Regions from separate parts of the Homo sapiens genome. Here all the other regions are linked to region 1. A link is a contact called in ENCODE Hi-C or POLR2A ChIA-PET data. All regions are on one chromosome and are shown on one strand. Each heading gives the region's core, a stretch centred on a gene start or an enhancer-like site at or near the end of the contact. The rest is flanking DNA. Distances are from core to core; before and after follow the strand shown. Region 1 holds the start of TUBB6 (tubulin beta 6 class V). Region 2 overlaps GNAL (G protein subunit alpha L). Region 3 overlaps CEP76 (centrosomal protein 76).

Region 1 (3,139 bases), core at 350-2,849:
ACTGAAAGGGTGGCTATTTCAGCAAACGACCAAAGCTTCTAAAGTAGACACTTTCTTTTAAACCACTTGATGGCTGGATTTCTTAGAGAGAGAGACTAAAGCTGGAGGAAGGGTTCTTCCAGGGATGGCACAGGCCCTCCGCTCTCGGGCTCCCCACACTAGACTTCGGGCCGGCAGGATGGGTTAAGGTAGCACTCGTTGGAGTCAATAATTAAGCAATGGAAACAAACAGCCTAAATAAGGGTGTTGAGGACTCAGGAGAAGGTGGCTGATTAATCTCAGGCTCATAGTTTGAAATGGGAGCGCAGGGGCTGGGCTGTGGCCTCCTCATCTGCTCCCTGGGCGTGTGGCTGTGTAAAGAGGTGTGGGGACCCACAAGAAGGCCGAGGAGCAGCACTGGGGTGGAGAGAGCAGTGGGGAGGCGGGGACCCAAGGGTTAAAAAAAAAAATTCCTCAATTTGGAAACATTTGCAAAACTCCAGAAGAAAAACTTTTAAAAGTTCTCCACTCCCTTCCAAACGTACAAACATGCACACACACAATTAGGAATTTCCCAAAGTTTTCATCTGTCTAAAAAGAAAGTGCCAGTGCAAATTACAGAACATCGTCGCTTCCTCATGTGCGGCGTTTCTACGGGCCTGGGAGGGGACGCAGAGGCTACCCCGGTGGTCCCAGCCTGCAGCGTTCACGTGAGGAAACTTCCGCAAAAGCCCTGATGCATGCACATTCTGACTGCAGAGGCCAGAGCATCCCGCATTTTGGAGGCTGAAAGGCTCCCCTAGGATAACCTTTTCCGTTAACAGAGGAGTCCGCTGAAGCGCAGAGCTAACTGAAAACAGCTAGAATTAAAATCCAAGTCACCCGGCCGGCATCAGCAGTCATTCCTTTCCACCACACAAAACTGGCCAGGAAGACGGACTCTGGCGCGCCCTCCCAGGCCGAAGCGCATTTCTTCGCTAACGCGCGAGGAGTAGGCTGCATAGACCCGGCGCAGGAGGTGTTCATTTTCGGATCCAGCCCTGTAGTCACTTTAGCTAAACCCGGTTCCAAAGGGGTGGGAGTCGTCGGAGAGGAATGGCCTCTGTATCTCCGGAGACGGAAACACCAGGACGAAGAGGCCCTAAGAACGTGTGCCCGGGGTGCGACCGGGGGGTGGGGGGCAGGGGGCAGAGACCCTGAAAAGCTCCACCGCCGAACCCCAGGGCAGTGTCCCGGCTTGGCTGGACTGGGCGCGGGCGGCTGCAATGCTCCCGGGCGCGGCGCTGGGACCCCGCGGGCCACGTCGGCTCCGCTGCCCCGACGCCAGGGCCCGACTCGCGTCTCCCTCTGGCGGGGCACCACAAGGGGCAGCGAAACGGTGGTGGGGGCGGGCGCCGCGCTCCTTCCCGTCTCCTCCCCGCCAGCTCCGGGCCCGTCCTTTTCCGCCCGGCTCCCGGCAAGGGTCCCCCGACTGGCGCCCGCGCGTCCTCCCTCGGCTGCTGCAGGCCGGGCCGCGGCGTCGAGCGGGGGCGGCGGGGCGGGGCCCGCAGCCATTGGCGAGCGGCGGGGCGGGGGCGGGGGCGCGGAGGGTCGGCCCCGGGACGCGCGCAGCCGGCCCGCAGTTGCCGCTGTCGTCCGCAGAGCCAGTTCCTAGCGCAGAGCCGCGCCCGCCATGAGGGAGATCGTGCACATCCAGGCGGGCCAGTGCGGGAACCAGATCGGCACCAAGGTGGGCCTGGCGCGGTGCAGGGCCTCTCCGCGGGTCGGCTGCTGGCGGGCCCCGGGTCTCCCGGCGCGACCCCCGCCGGGGCGCGCACCCGCTGTGCGCCCCTGGGTCCTCGGAGCCCGGTGCGGACCCGCGAGGGCCGCAGGGAGGGAGCGCCCGGGGCGTGGCCGGCCGGGGACCTTCTACTCTTCGCTCCCCACCCCCATCCCAACTGGGAGCGGCTGCCGGCGGCTCAGGCGCGCCTGGAATTCGGCCGCCGGGGCGCCTGGGGTGGGCGCGGGTGGCGGCGTCCCGGGCTCTGGGTTCTGAGCGTCTGTCCCCCCGCCTTGCCCTGCCCAAGTTTTGGGAAGTGATCAGCGATGAGCACGGCATCGACCCGGCCGGAGGCTACGTGGGAGACTCGGCGCTGCAGCTGGAGAGAATCAACGTCTACTACAATGAGTCATCGTGTGAGTAGCAAGGCCGCCGCGCCCTGCCCGGCCGGGACCCGCGTGGACGCTCCGGCGCCGCCTCTTAGCGCGGCGAGTTTGCTTCGGGAAAAGTTCTCTCGGGGTGTAGCAGGATGCCCGGCCACTCCCTTCGCTCCTCCGGGGCGGGAAATCCGCCGTCAGTTTATTCAAACAGCTCGATTCAGCCTATCCTGAGGGTCTGAGCGCTTGAACGGGACCACCCGTTAGCGTTGTGAAATCAACGTAGCGGTTCCTGCCCAGCCTTCTCTGTCTAGCCGGGCGCGGTGGCTCAAGCCTCTAATCCCAGCGCTTTGGGAGGCCGAGACTGGAGGATCATTTGGGGCCAGGAGTTCAGGACCAGCCTGGGCAGCATAGGAGACCACCCCCCGCCCCCCTCCCGCCCCGATCTCTACAACAATTTTAAAATTAGCCGGGCTTGGTGGCCCACCCCTGTAGTACCAGTTAACTGAGGGCTTGAGCTCAGGAGGTCGAGGCTGCAGTGAGCTGTGATCGCGCCACTGCACTCCAGCCTGGGTGACAGAGCGAGACCCTGTTAGAATAAATTAGAGCGTTTCTCAAGGATCCTTGGGAAAAACAAAGCTTCCCCCCCCCCCCCCCCAGTTTAAAACGTATCTCTTATTGGGGATTCTTGGCTAAAAATTTGAGAAACGCTCTCTTAAGTGACTTTTCTGGTCCCTTGCAGACCTCTAAAAAGACTTTAACCTCCCTGGAAGCTGAAACTCCAGGCAGTTCTCAGCAACGAGTGGAGTTTTATTCATTTACGCAGCAATGACAAAAGGCTGGGAACATCAGGGCATGGAAGATGAAATTTCTAGAGGACACTAAGGATAGTTCCAGTATACACTGCACTTCATGTTAATCCCTCACCCAGCTTGGGTACATCCATTTTCGATCTTGGCGAGTGCACTGCAGGACAGGAGTTGAAGAGCAGGTCCTATCTGGAATCATATTAACCGTGTCCTCA
Region 2 (3,139 bases), core at 434-2,933, 420 kb before region 1:
GTCGACCCCAAGCGACAGAGTGACCAGAAACCCTTTTACAGTCACATTCAGAGTCGCTGCTGGCCTCAGGCATTTGAATTAGAGCTACTTTGAGCCTCTTAGGCAGAAAACCTACCACATTCACTACTGCAAAATGTGTCCTGTCTAAAAATGATTCTCTAAACTTTCCCTATACTTAGGCATAGTCTTCTTTCTTAGATTCTCTTTGTTGTTGTCCCTATTGCTGGTTTATTACACTGTACAGACCACAAAATGTAATATTCTTTTGTATAACTACTAAAGAAAAATCCTTGTAGATCTTTGTGCCTTCACCATGGCTATCTATACCTGTACATGAAATGTGTTTGTATTGTGCTGAAGAGCTTAATGTCAACATTACCTGCTGCTTACTCTGAAAAAAGGAATGAATGGTAGCTGTAGAATTTAGGATATTTTATCAGGTTGGCACTTTATAAAATACTCCCTGATTTAAAAAATTGTAAGTTATACACGTTAATCATCCACATTCTATCGACAATGTACCAACATCACAAGCTGTTGCAACCACCTGCTGTTACTTCTCTGAGCTGTAAAAACCTGAACTCAATTCAGGGGTACAAATTGCAATCTAATCTTTTCAGGGAACCAGGGATTTTTTTCTCTCTCTCTAGACAATATGTTTCCTCATTAGTCTGCTAATGAAACACTTCTTCAAGTTCCCCAAGTGGGAACAGGTCCATCATTCCCTTAGTCAAAACTTTGGACACAGGCTACGTCATACAAGTAAGCAAACAGTAAGAGAAAAACAAAATGTGGCCAGGCGCGGTGGCTCACGCCTGTAATCCCAGCACTTTGGGAGGCCGAGGCAGGCGGATCACGAGGCCAGGAGATCAAGACCATCCTGGCTAACATGGCGAAACCCTGTCTCTACCAAAAATACAAAAATTAGCCAGGCGTGGTGGCGGGCACCTGTAATCTCAGCTACTCGAGAGGCTGAGGCAGGAGAATCTCTTGAACCTGGGAGGTGGAGATTGCAGTGAGCCGAGGTCGTGCCATCGCACTCCAGCCTGGACATCAAAGTGAGACTCAGGCCAAAAAAAAAAAAAAAAAAAACCTTGACGTGTCAATGTTTGTGTCTGGCCTAGGAGAATGAGGATGACAGCTTCACTTGCCTTTTGAAGAAGAAACATTACAAAACCTTAATCTGAAGTATAAAGTCAAAAGATACGGCTCTTTCTCACACTTGCAAGACTTACAAATACAGCCTCAAACATTATGACACACCAACAATATCTAGAAAGTAAGAACTGGTGTAGCAATGATGCTTCATATTCTAGCTGTAGCCACAGAGTTGAGGGTAGTTTTTGTAGGTCTAAAATAATAATCTATAAAGATGTCCAAAGTTAAATTTTCAACAATACAAATCTAGAGAAGTGACAGCCTACATTACTTCATTATTACTCTTCTTTTAGTCTTTAGTCTTTAATATTTTAAAGTTTACTCTATAAATCAGCATTTTGTAATCCTTTATAAACTCATCCAGATTTAAATGCTACTTTTTCATGAAGAAAGGATAACTTTATAGACAGTCAGTGCAACACACACATTTTATCTCATCACCGTCTTACTGCCTCCCCATCCACTGTCTCATAAAGCCCTCAGCTGAACTAAGATAAATAATACAATGGAAATTATTTTCAGTTCCCCTTGCACTGTCAAAGTAAAACAAGAAAACTGAAAAGCTGCACCCCCAGCAAGAAAGGGAAGTATGCTGTTGTATGCATCATTACTCAACAATTACCCTCTAACTAAACATCCTGTTTAAGAGTTTAATTCAAACAACAGCCAGACTGTTAAGAAAAAAAACAAAAAGAATAACTTTTATCTGGCTTACAATTATTAAAGCATTTATTTTCAGGTACCAAAAGCCATATCCCATTCCACTTTTTAAGTTTCTTTTGATCACTGACAGGCATTAACAGATGTAGCAACGTGGTCTCCTATAGAGAAAATTACACTTATCTAAAAATCTGATTCCATTAATTGATCAAGTATAAAAATCTACGAAAACAATATGTTCTGCACATCACATCTGTACTTTTTTTTTTTTAAATATATTTTTTGAGACGGAGTCTCACTCTGTTGCCCAGGCTGGAGTGCAGTGGCATGATCTTGGCTCACTGCAACCTCCGCCTCCCGGGCTCAAGGGATTCTCCTGCCTCAGCCTCAGCTGGTATTATAGGCACTTGCTACCATGCTTGGCTAATTTTTGTATTTCTAGCGGAGACGAGGTTTCACCATGTTGGCCAGGCTGGTCTTGAACTCCTGACCTCAAGTGATCCACCCGCCTCAGCCTCCCAAAGTGCTGGGATTACAGGTGTGAGCCACTGTGCCCGGCCACATCTGTACTTTTAAGGGTACAGCTTTACAGTACATAGGAATTTGAGAACCACTTCACAGGAAGAGGGAAACAGCCCAATATTTATTTATGTATACACATAATCCCAAGTGTGTGCTGGGGCCACCAGGCCCTTCCTGGGGGAACAAGGACTGTCGTGCATGTGAGTGACGACATTAATAGCATTTACATACTGTACAGATGCAACCTTTGATGATACATATATTTGATAAAAATGAGAAAACAGATTTGTTGTAGAGTACCTGTCCACTTTTATAGCATGAGAACAGTACAATCAACTATTTATTTTGCAGTTACTCATTTCAGTGATTGAGAATTTCTGTGCTGTGCAGAGAGACGGCCTGTAATTGGTCTCATCATCCACTTGATTCTAACATGATCTCTGCCCAAAGTTCCATTTCTTGGGCTTTGATATTTATAATGGCGCCTGCTCTTCATCTTGTCTTACGCTTTCCGAGCAAGTTCAAACCAGAAAGAAAAGGTGAGGCTAGAAGCCCAAAGTGAGTGAGTGTGAGGACCACAAGGAAGCCCACCACTCCACAGTAGATGATCAAAACCACATCCTCACGTGGGAGGTAGCACTTGGAGAGGGTGTAGTCTGTGGGCGTGATGCTACCCTGGAAAGGAGAAGGGAAAGTTATGCTGAGAGCACCAGGCACACGTTGAACACCGCAGTCTTAGAAACAGCAGAGGGAAGACTGCCTTCTCAGGTCCCCCTCAGGTGAGGCAGGGAACGGGCCC
Region 3 (3,139 bases), core at 417-2,916, 370 kb after region 1:
ACCTCAGCCTCCCAAAGTGCTGGGGTTATAGGCATGAGCCATCAAGCCCAGCCTAACCCAGGATTTTTTAAGGGGCAAATATGTGAATAAGCATTTCACAAAGACAAAATCCAAATAGTGGTATTCAGCAAAAATCTTGACTCTAAGGGATGTGAACAAGTTCACCATTCTTCATTTCTAGGAGGAAGTAATTCATTCTATAAGTATTAATTAATTTGAAGATTTTTGAGTCTCAGAACTTGAACTCTCATGACTTTCAAAATTATAAGCTTCATAATAGTAGGGACTGTAGTTGTTTTGTTCAGGGCTAGAATAGTGACTGGCACTATCACACACACCAAAAAACAGTTAAATACATAAATGAAAAGAAGTATGAAACTACAACTATTTCAGTGTGAATTACCTTCCTGTGTTCTGACACCAGGAGCCTCAGCTGCATTTCAATTTCATTACTTGTTACTGACGCGTCAATTGTGGATGCACACAGAGGTGGAAAGGGAGGAAGGGATGTTGTAGCTCCAGGAGCACACACAGATTTAATTGCTTCCTCACTCATGGGTTTCCATTTGGATTCATCGTTCAAATCAAATACACAGGTTTCTACTGCATCAGAGGGTTGACAATTTCCCAGGAACATCTGATGGTTGAAAACACAACCAATTGTTCGATATGGGTACAGTGGTTTGGGCTGTTCAGCAACTGGAGGTTCATCAGGATTGGTAGGTTTATGGATGTACCTAAAAAAATTAAATAATTTTATATATGAGAACTTAAAAATTAAAAAGGCAGCATCTTACTGAGAAAATTATTCTAACACTTAAGGCCATAACTACTTCTCAGAACTACAGTTTAATACTTGTTTTTCTTTTTTATATTTCCACAATTTGATTACTCTGTATTAATTGTATGGTACGTCTTTACAATATTGAAACCAACTCTGTTAACAACAGAATACATTCTATGTATACTGTTAAGATCAAAGGCCGGATGCGGTAGTCCCAGCACTTTGGGAGGCCGAGGCAGGGGGATCACCTGAGGTCAAGAGTTCGAGACTAACCTGACCAACATGGTGAAACCCCGTCTCTGCTAAAAATACAAAAATTAGCTGGGCATGGGAGCACGTGCCTGTAGTCCCAGCTACTCGGGAGGCTAAGCCAGGAGAATTGCTTGAACCCGGGAGGCGGAGGCTGCAGTGAGCCGTCCAGCCTGAGCAACAAGGGCGAAACTCCATCTCCAAGAAAAAAAAATAAAAATAAAAAAAGTTTGCCTCAGATAACATAATTAAAATAATTTGGTTATGCATTTTTAGGCACAACTAACCAAAACATTATTAGGCATGATTATCAACCAGGGAGAAAGAGGACTCGGGAATGAAAAGAGGGCCCAGGGCTGGGCCTCTAGAACACACACATTTAAAGACAAGATGAAGGAAAAACTAAGAACAGCCAGAGAGGAATAATAAATATTGAAAGACAATGATAAAAAAGAAGCTAAGGAAAGAGAATGTTCCATGAAGAAAGAAGTGAGACAGCCAGGTGGAAAGGGGTCCCCAGAGAAACTCCAACCAGCCTGTGCACTGGGAGGAGTGCACACTGGGGAGAAGCCACAGAAGTTCGAGCAATTTGCAGTGGGGAGGAGCTTGGCCCCTCCTCTTCCTGAGTGGAAGCTGGAATTCAATCTGCGAGGCAGGAAGCACACTAGCAGGCAGGAAGCACACTAGCAGGCACGAAGCACACTAGCAGGCACTCTGGCTTTGTGGAGCGTCCGTTTCCCAGTGTTTTTCCTTTTTGTTCAATAAATTCCATTTTTCTCCCCCTTCAAATTGCCTGCGAGCCTAATTTTTCGTGGCCATGTGACAAGGACTCAGCTCTTAGCTGAACTAAGGAAGAAGTCCTACAACAGAAGTACTCAGCTGTTTCAAAATCTAATGACAGGCTAAAGTACTTTAAAAAATGTGTCCAGTGGATTTGCCAACGTGGAGATGGTAACCACATCAAATTTTAAAAAGAAATCATCATTTACAACTTGAACTTATTTTCAGACTTAGGTATGATCATCAGAAAAAAACATATGCCAGCCAGGTGTGGTGGCTCATGCCTATAATCTCAGCACTTTGGAAGGCCGTGGCAGGTAGACTGCTTGAGCCCAGGAGTTCAAGACCAGCCTAGACAACACAGCAAAAGCTCATCCCTACAAAAAAATTAGCTAGGCATGGCTGTGCACACCTGCAGTCCCAGCTACGCAAGAGGCTGAGGTAGGAGGACCACCAGAACCCAGGAGGGGGAGGCTGCAGTGGGCTGTGACTGTGCCACTGCACTCCAGCCTGAGCAACAGAATGAGACACTGCAAAAAAAAAAAAAGAGAAAACTGAAAAAAAAATATGCTAATCATACAAAACTAGTAAACATAATTTACTGTTTACCAACATCATGTTGGTAAAGAATATTTGAGGTAAAAGTTTTCTTAGAGTTCATTTACTTGGCTGCCATAATTGAAGTACTTTTTTACATAATCACTGAAAAGGCTCTAACTAAAATCATCAACACGTACCTTCAAGTACCATCAATATGGACAAAAAACCCTTATAATTTAAAATACTTATAACTTAAGCCGGACACAGTGGCTCACGCCTGTAATCCCAGCACTTTGGGAGGCTGAGGTAGGTGGATCACCTAAGGTCAGGAGTTCGAGACCAGCCTGGCTAACATGGTGAAAACTTGTCTCTACTAAAAATACAAAAATCAGCCAGGTGCGGTGGCACATGCCTGTAATCCCAGCTACTTGGGAGGCTGAGACAGGAGAATCGGCTTGAACCTGGGAGGTGGAGGTTGCAGTGAGCTGAGATTGTGCCAGTGCACTCCAGCCTGGGCGACAGAGCGAGACTCCATCTCAAAAAAAAAAAAAAAAAAAAACTTATAACTTCATTTTAATATCCTTATAAACTTAGTAAACTAACCTGTGTCCTGTTAAACTCTCCCAAAAAGTGATGGCCCCATCAGTTCCACAAGTCATAACCCATGCATGAGGTACTCCTTTTGCCTTGGTCCCAACACAAACAAAGGCTTCTAATCCATATCCAAGAAGAAGGCTGCACAGAAGGTTAGCGTGATCTTCACAGTCACCCTGGAAGATAAATTAA

Evidence for each region. A loop is a pair of places that touch in the nucleus more often than their neighbours do. ChIA-PET counts read pairs that join two places held with the same protein, here RNA polymerase II (POLR2A). Pooled maps may share reads with other maps.
Region 2: a pooled map shows a loop between it and region 1 (3-fold over the local background). The contact joins the enhancer-like site here to the promoter of TUBB6 in region 1. A Hi-C loop is called at or near these places in 1 of 50 pooled maps. POLR2A ChIA-PET finds 5 or more read pairs at or near these places in 2 of 52 experiments (K562 and PC-3).
Region 3: a loop to region 1 is called in a map of heart left ventricle, with 10 times the contacts of the local background. The contact joins the enhancer-like site here to the promoter of TUBB6 in region 1. A Hi-C loop is called at or near these places in 1 of 168 maps with a recorded cell type or tissue (heart left ventricle) and 3 of 50 pooled maps. POLR2A ChIA-PET finds 5 or more read pairs at or near these places in 4 of 52 experiments (H1, HEK293, activated T-cell and 1 more).

The regions. Positions count from the first base shown.
Region 1 is chr18:12,306,642-12,309,780 of GRCh38, forward strand. TUBB6 (tubulin beta 6 class V) reads left to right here and starts at 1,600. Exons shown (of 4, transcript NM_032525.3): 1 at 1,600-1,708; 2 at 2,046-2,154. The coding sequence starts at 1,652. RefSeq lists silencers at 1,086-1,575, 1,666-1,765, 1,786-2,135.
Region 2 is chr18:11,881,613-11,884,751 of GRCh38, forward strand. GNAL (G protein subunit alpha L) reads left to right here. Exons shown (of 12, transcript NM_182978.4): 12 at 1-3,139. It overlaps MPPE1 (metallophosphoesterase 1), which reads right to left. Exons shown (of 11, transcript NM_023075.6): 11 at 1,010-3,015. The coding sequence ends at 2,833. Among named protein-coding and RNA genes, the nearest start is that of MPPE1, 25 kb to the right of the region's middle. Within about 2 kb of position 1,684, at least 3 of the 41 ENCODE cell types and tissues checked have a DNase peak (open chromatin) inside an H3K27ac peak, as active enhancers do.
Region 3 is chr18:12,677,706-12,680,844 of GRCh38, forward strand. CEP76 (centrosomal protein 76) reads right to left here. Exons shown (of 12, transcript NM_024899.4): 9 at 2,957-3,123; 10 at 404-737. It also overlaps a transcript of PSMG2 not described here. Among named protein-coding and RNA genes, the nearest start is that of SPIRE1, 21 kb to the left of the region's middle. Within about 2 kb of position 1,667, at least 19 of the 41 ENCODE cell types and tissues checked have a DNase peak (open chromatin) inside an H3K27ac peak, as active enhancers do; they include heart left ventricle, where a contact is called at or near this core.